2 separate regions of the Mus musculus genome follow, and region 2 is linked to region 1. Evidence: chromatin loops called from intact Hi-C (ENCODE). Cell type or tissue: left cerebral cortex. All regions are shown on one strand.

What was found. Peaks named below come from ENCODE experiments on the same cell type or tissue, not always from the same donor. Only the 100,000 strongest peaks of a DNase experiment are listed, where the experiment ranks them.
Region 2: it touches region 1 in a loop (2.4-fold over the local background); 12 of 42 quality-filtered maps call a loop at or near these places.

The regions. Positions count from the first base shown.
Region 1 is chr4:48,585,791-48,589,790 of GRCm38, forward strand. All of the region lies in intron 1 of Tmeff1 (transmembrane protein with EGF-like and two follistatin-like domains 1), which reads left to right. Among named protein-coding and RNA genes, the nearest start is that of Tmeff1, 2.6 kb to the left of the region's middle. In left cerebral cortex, a CTCF peak has its summit at 1,897 (motif pointing right); DNase peaks (open chromatin) are centred at 67, 509, 815, 1,927 and 1 more place; H3K4me3 peaks cover 1,133 bases; H3K27ac peaks cover 1,453 bases.
Region 2 is chr4:48,663,574-48,667,573 of GRCm38, forward strand. It overlaps Cavin4 (caveolae associated 4), which reads left to right. Exons shown (of 2, transcript NM_026509.3): 1 at 1-456. The coding sequence starts at 49. Among named protein-coding and RNA genes, the nearest start is that of Cavin4, 2.1 kb to the left of the region's middle. In left cerebral cortex, a CTCF peak has its summit at 2,336; a DNase peak (open chromatin) is centred at 3,896.

The sequences.
Region 1 (4,000 bases):
GTTGGGGATGGGGAGTGGTCGTTTGTGGGTCCGTAGGTGTCGAGTGGCCGGGACTAGGGCGGCCCTGCGGCGTGGTGAGCTGGTGAGGTTCCGCGAGACGGAGCAGTGATCCTGGGTTTGCTCGTGGAAGCGCGTGTAAAGTGTTGTGAAGCCCCAAGGGAGGGAGGACGGCTAGGCTTCAAGGGGAGTGTGTGCGTGTGTGTGTGTTTGTGTGTGAGTGTGATGGTGAGGAACTGGCGGACTGAGGATAAGGGCCTGAGAACTGACCATGTGTTGGTGGGGAGGTTCTTAAGAGTTCCTGGGTTTTAAGAGGGGTAATGCCGGTAAAAAGAAGGAGTGGTTATGTTTGTCCTTTGGGTTCAGGGGTGCAGTGGGGACCAAATCTGTCCACGGTTCTGTGCATCAGGGCAGCAGGGAGTCCCAGGAGGGCCCAGGAAGTGTTTTGTTGGTTGTGTCTGGACAAAGCCTGAGGCTCAGGTAACCACGCTGGAGTACGTATATAGGGTGAAGAGATGAGAGCCCAGTAGTGAACCCAGTTTGACAGAGGGAGGGAGCTAGGGAGTCATCTTGTGTGGGATTTGGGTATGAAAGGTAATTAGGTCTCAGAGAGTGCCCCTGTGTAGCTAGAGTAACCCCGGGTTAATTAAAGTGGTGTAGAAAGAGAGGCAATGGTGGTGTGTGTGTTTTGCAGGAGGACCTGGAAGATTGGCAGCCAGGGGAGCCAGGGAGTAAGTGACCTCTCCCCTCTCTCCAAGGCCGCCTGCCCTCCCACAGCTGTTGGAAACAAAGAGCGTGCTGGGGTTTTAATGGATGACACAGGGGAGGAGGGGGCCGGCCAGTAAAGTTCCCCCGTCCTTTTGGAAAGAGTCCCAGGGGAGCCAGGGGATTCAGGCCCTCGGGCGAGCAGAGGCTTCCGGGTTCTCTTGGGGGAGGGTAGGTCTGCTTGCAGCTGGCCCAGCAGACCTAGTGGTCATAAGCCAGCCCTTGCTCACTTGGGCTTTTATCACTTCTCAGACCAGCACTTGTCCTTTTAACTAGGGTTGAAGCGGGGAGGAGGGGTGCACCTGAGAGTCGATAGAGTCAGCTAGTGGGGGCCTGACAGACAGCCTGGGAGTTCGTGAAGGGGCTATGTTTATAGGACAGTGATTTAGGCGAAAGAGGCTTTATGCTGGCCTTTTTTTTTTTTTTTTTTTTTTTTTTTTTTGTGGTGGGGGACACCTTTTTTAGTAATTTTCATATGGTATGTTTTATGAGAGGTTTTGAGAACTAATAAAAATGGCATGCCCATTAAAAGCCTTTCCACCCATAAACTCTCTTCTATTTTTCTAATCGTAATTGGGATGGGATGACGCTTTAGTAAGCCGTCACTCTTTAAGAAGATAAGCTCTTTGTAAATCAGAGTGATTTGGGTTTTTTTTGGGGTACCAAATGATGGTTACCTTTTTTAGGTGACCACGCTGTCAAAATATCTTACTGGGTGATGTGTTACGGTTATTTGTGTGTGTGTGTATTTGTGTGTGTGTGTACCCTCTCTGCTTCTGTCCTAGTGCGTGGGGCAAGTGTTCAGAAAGGACTGGGCACTCACACGGTGTGGAAAGAAGGGGGCTCATCTGGAGGCCATAGCCCTTGCTGCAGAGCTGAAATTTGGGTGCAAGTCAGTAATTTTTTCACTAGTTTCTTCAATTAAAACAGATTTAGATTTAATATCTCATCCTTCCTTTAGAAATATTTGTCACCAATAATGAATGTAAATAAGTTATATTGTTCAATGTTTTCAAGGACTAAGGTATACTTTAACTATATTTTATTTTTATGTGTTTTACCTGTACACACACATATAATATTATATATATTATACATATAATAGATATATCTCACATGCATGCAGTGCCTACAGAGGCCAGAAGAGGGCAGGAGAAGAAAATGCCTCAGAACTGGACTGTCTATCATGTGGGTGCTGGGAACTGAACTCAGGTCCTCTGTGAGAGCAGCAAGTGTTCTTAATGGCTGAGACATCATTCCAGGGCATAATGACATCATTCCAGGGCATAACGACAGATTTTTGTTAGAACTCTCTGGGACAAAGAAGGCGAATGCACATTTTGGCTGATGAGTTTGAGAACTGTAGTAATCCAGTTTGTGCACACGATGCGTTTGTGTTAAATGCAGCTTGAGATGGCAAGTCCAAGGTTCCCTTGTAAAGTTATCTAAAGGGAGTATTGAGCTTTAAAATCTAAGCCCTGTCCTTGACTCCCTTTTGTTATCCTTCAGTTTGATATTTTAGACTTCTGGGATCTTTAATGGAGTCTGATTCTGTCAGGCTGTGTGTGCTGAGTTACTTAGAGTTTTGTGACATTTGTAAATAAGATGAGCTTATGGGCCTTATCAATAGAAATTATTTAGATTATAGAAGGGTTGGGTCCTTCAGTGTTTTATTGGAAGTTTGTGGATGCGTCAGTTAATCAGACATTCAAGAGGTGCATTCTTTTCAGTTGAGTTTAGTAGGTTTTCAAGCTTTTGGAGTTCGATATTTTCCATCTTTTTCACCAGACTACCCTTAAAAGATGTGGTCAGAGCATCTAGTTAGGCCACATCTCCAGTCTAGTGGAAAAGAAGATGCGGTTTAGAGCATGCCTTTATAAGGAATCTAAGTGTGCACACACACTCAGTCCTTCTCTCTTGTTCTCTCTCTTTCTCTACACACACACACACACACACACACACACTCGAGTGCTAGTGTGCACAGATTTATCTGTTTTCAAAAACTTGAGCCGCTAGGTTGCACGTTAACCTATAGATGATCTTCTGGATCTGCATGTGCCCTCTGGTGTTTTTTTTTTTTTTTTTTTTTTTTTTCTAAACATGAGGGTGTGTTCTTTAATTTCTGGTCTCTTGGCTCCTCGTCAAGACAGTGTAAATATTTAGCAGTAGTTTCTAAGTATGATCTGAAAGTTTGTTCAGCATCACCGAGTACAATTGGTTTGCCCAGGAAATGTATTTTGGAGCCAGCTTCGGGGTGTGCCGCTGTTCAGGGAGCAAGCTGCTTGCTGTGGGTGTTGTTCTTTTTGTCAGGGTCCTAGACTGAGTTTGGAGAGCACGCGCCTTTAAGGCAGCGATGCTGAATGGGCCTGTGCTGTCCTTTCACAGCATCTTCCCCAAGCGGGAAGCCCCTTTCTTCTCTCGTTTATGTAAGCTCTTTTTATTTGTCTCTTTCCACAGTACTCCACTCATTCTCGGATGCTCTTTTATCTTTGTTTACATTTCTTTATTTATAGTTACTCTTTAGAAATCTGATTCGTGAGGAGGCTTTCTGTTTACGTGACTTTTGTGAAGATGAACTAGAGCTCAACGCTGGATAACCTGAGATAACATTTTTCCCCACTCCTGATAGAAGCCGTGGTCCTTTTTGGCTTTGGGAGCTTTTGGGTGTTTGAGAAGAACAGAGAGGCTAAATATATGAAATATTTCTGGTTCAGGGACTGTGGTTAAAGAGGTAGGAAAACAGAGCAGACGTGGGAGTCAGTGACACAGGTAAGAAGGAACATTTGAACTGGGTTCCAACATGTCAGAGAAGGAAGAAGCCGGTCCTCTAGATGGTAAGAATCTTATGAATGGCAGGCTGACAGGAGAGCCTGGCTAGTGGCAGGCACCTCAGAGTTCTAGGGAACAAACAATGAGTTGTCTAGTTAGTGTGGGAAACAGTGGTCAGGGCAGGTTGACATCTTGGACATGTAAAATATGATTGTTGATTTACTTAGTGAGCCTGTGTAGTATAATCTAACATACTAAATATTAAGGAAAATTTATAAGAGGCCCTCCCAGCCTTCAGAGACCTTATAGTTGGAGGAGGGGTGATGATTCTCTTACAAAACATGTGCAATGGAAATTCCTGCTTAGTTCATCTGGATCTACCTCGCCCCCTGCCAGTAAGCACTTAGTGGCCACTAACACTAATTGGCTTAACAAACAAACAAACAAACAAACAATGCAGTAAGAACAG
Region 2 (4,000 bases), 78 kb after region 1:
GTAGGAACCGGATTGCCATAGGACACCTTCTGCTGAGAAAAAAGTAAAATGGAACACAACGGATCAGCTTCAAATGCTGGTAAAATCCACCAGAATCGGTTGTCAAGTGTGACGGAAGATGAAGACCAAGACGCAGCCCTCACCATTGTGACCGTGCTGGACAGAGTGGCCAGTGTCGTGGACAGTGTGCAGGCAAGCCAGAAGAGAATTGAGGAGAGACACAGAGAAATGGGTAACGCGATAAAGTCTGTCCAAATAGACCTGCTGAAGCTCTCACAGTCACACAGCAATACGGGCTACGTTGTCAACAAGCTGTTTGAGAAGACCCGGAAAGTCAGCGCTCACATTAAGGATGTCAAGGCCCGGGTAGAGAAGCAACAGGTTCGTGTAACCAAAGTCGAAACCAAGCAAGAAGAAATAATGAAGAAAAACAAATTCCGAGTGGTAATCTTCCAGGTAAGCTTGCATTTGGGGCCAGCTCGATGACCATATTCCCTCTCATCCTTTGCCACCGAGTCACAGGGGTGTCCAATGTCACATGTCAGCCATGGTATATGGGAATATACTGAGCTCGCCAAATAGTCACCTTGGGAGAGAGAACCATTCCTAACCAATGCTGCTGTCTCTCGCCCATGGGTCAGGCTTCTTATTAGTCATGGAATGTGAACTGTGGCTTGTGGCTCGGGCTATTTCTTGCCTTTGAAACTCAATACTGTCAGGTTCTTTCAGCATTTGAGTCTTAGTAAACACAGTGACCCAGTAGACTTTAGAATGTTGGAGCCAAAAGGGTCTTAAGAAATCTCAAGTTTGAAGACTGGTTTTGCTACATAAAAGAAGAAACCGGGAGGTTCCAAGGATGCAGTTCGGGAGTAGAACACTTGTTCATGTGGCCGAGGCTTGTGTTTGATTTACAGCAGCCCCCTAAAAGAGAACAGTTTAGGAGCCAGCACCCAGGCAGTCATAGATTTATTCTTACCAAGAACTCAACCAGTAAATCAAAAACTCTGAATATAGTTTGTCCATTGGAATTTTTTTTGTATTATTCACAATAAGAAAAGCTAAGTGTTTCCAAATCAGGCCATTATTTGTGTTAAAAATGTTGACTGGTTTTGTAAGACAGTCCAGCCCATAGTTCATGGTGACCTAACCCTCACTATTTAATAATCCAGGCTGGCCTCAAACTATGGTGGTGATCCTGCCACAGCCGTCCAAGTGCTAGTACTATAGACACTGAGTCCCAACTCCCCATTAAGTTTTATGTCTTAATATTATTCTTACAATAATACAGATATAGAAGTCCATAAATAATTCCTTACTCAATTGGGAAGCCTTTTTCCCCCCCGCTAAGATCCTATAAATGCTCAATATATGTTTTTAAAAGACCCTATGGGAAATACATATATTGTATTATAAAAATACAGTATATTTCTTAAGCTCTTGTAAATTAAATGGACAAGTTGGACTCTTTAGTCACATTAAGAATGAACGATGATAAGAAAAGACAAAGCAGATGACACCAGGGATCTTTGCTTGCCTATTTAAACACTGGCTGGTACAGAACTGTAAATCCAAAGTACAAAGGTTAGGGAAGGCCCGTCTTTCCAGTTCTGCTCTTGGGAGAATCAGTTGGCACATTTTGGGAGACATTTTTGATAGTATGTATTATGAACTTTAAATTTTTCCAAACCTACTGGCCCCGAATTTCCTGTGTGTCAGAGGATTTGTTGTAAGCATAAAGTCAGGAATGTGTGGGAATGTCCATCCATGCATACACACATCTATATACTTTTAAAAGTGGAAGTCAGTGTGCACAGAACCCTAGAAGAGCAGACAACATGAAATACAGAAACAGTGATAGAAACGTCAGGCCTGTAACCTTCACGTTCTCTGTGCATTCGGCAGTGTCCCAGACTCAAGTTACGCTGGAATGGGCGAGAGGTACTTTTGGATTTGTTTTTATCAGTTCACAGGGTATTTAGGGAAAAGATGGGGAATTTCGAAGATAGAAGAGTACACTGGTGTCTTTAAAGTTCTTTCCCATCACCCTTTTCTTATAAGCTCCGAGAGGCCTTTCTCTAGGCTTAAAAATGTCACCTGACTTCAGGTGTCCATTCCAGTACTGGTGCAGATAGTGATGAGCTGGGCATGGGACCAAAGAATAGATCCATTCACCTCCTGGGGCATCAGCCACTGCCTGCTCACCCTCATGTGCATGCTTATGTCAGGAAGAACACTGGGGGCCCCACGTATCAGGGGAACCTATAAGCAAAGCAGTTCCCTCAGGATTCACAGAAGCTGCAGCAAGGAAACAGAAATTTCACCTGGCTCCATCTATCGGTGAAATTCTCTCCCTGACCCCTACAGAAAAGCTGTTTTTCTATTTGTTTCTATTCTCTGTAACTTGCTGGTATTTCCTTCCTGTGTTTGGATTCTATAGTTCCATAAAGAAACTGAGAGATACTAGCTAATCATAAAGCTCTTTTCTTTTAAGACAGACTACCTTGAAGATGATGTGAAACTAAGATGTATAAATTATGCAGGAGTTTGTCAAAACAAAACAAATTGCTACCTTTTAGAAGCCTACAGGGAAAATAGGAAGTTTCATATTGTTGACCTAAGACTGAAATTTCTGTACTTGTTATAGGTTAGAATGTATATAGATATATTTACATGGTTATTTTTAGCAGTTAAGATTAACCTTACTTAATTCTCATCGAAGACTGTCCCTTCTAAACTTATTTGAAACTGAGCTAGGCCGCTTAAATATATCTTCATTTTTTTTTTTTTTTTTTTTTTAAGATTTATTTATTTATTATATGTAAGTACACTGTAGTTGTCTTCAGATACACCGGAAGAGGGCACCAGATCTCATTACGGGTGGTTGTGAGCCACCATGTGGTTGCTGGGATTTGAACTTCGGACCTTCGGAAGAGCAGTCGGGTGCCCTTACCCACTGAGCCATCTCACCAGCCCCCATATATCTTCATTTTTATCTGAGATATTCCTTAAGTTTTCCCAGGCATCTCTTTTGTTGATAATATTTATTGGTGTCTTATCTTCTACAGTTGTATACGTCTAAGCTTTTGGCCAAATTCTGAATGTTGGCATTTAAAGGTTGCCTGACATTCTTACCCAGGTTGTTTCTCTTTGAACACTGGTGATCCCTCTCCCTGTGCGTGGGTGGCATGAGCCACAGCGTAGCTTCTCAATTGCAGTTACTAAGGAAGCACAAGTCTGTGGCTAGAAAGTTTTCAGTCTCCTCTAATGATAAGTTCTGCACTTCTGTGTATCCAAAGTGTTGCTGGCTGTGTTCCTTTGATACTGATTCGCTTCCACTTTTCTCGGATCCTTAGCATTCATTCTGCTGTAACAATGGTCCTTTAGACCAGGTGTGGTGGTGTAAACCTACAGTCCTGTCAGTTGCCAGGCTGAGGCAGGAGGATTGGGAATTCAGATATCCTGTGATTTTTGAGGCATGCCTGAGCTATGTGAGACCCTGTCTCAAAAACAATAAAAAGCTAGTTTTACCTGGACTTTGATATAGACATGTGATTGTATTCAGAAGTCAACTGTAATTTACCCCATCAACCTTCTGTCGTTAGCACTGTGTGCTTGCCCTTAACTCACAGTGGTCCCAGCTCCTGGGGGCTGTGTTAGATTCCCCGGCAAGGTCTTTCCCTACCTTTGTCTCTGTTTGCTTGATTTTGTACTGTCGGCTCTGTGTTTGAAGAGAAGGATGTGTGATACTCCAGTTTCCCCGTGTCTTACGCCTCCACTGCAGGCTTCTGGGGATCTCTGTCTACCAAGTAATACCCTGATGCCCTTTGGCTCTTTCCTTTTCTAATTATACCTTCTTAGGCTCGCCCAGCCCACACTTTTGCTGAGGCGGCTCCCCACAACAGGTGTCAGGAAGGGAGAGGAATAACTTGCCTGCCTCTAACTGATTCATCAGAGAGTCATTAGACGCCCACCTCTGCCTCTTTTGTCCAGGAGAGGCAGG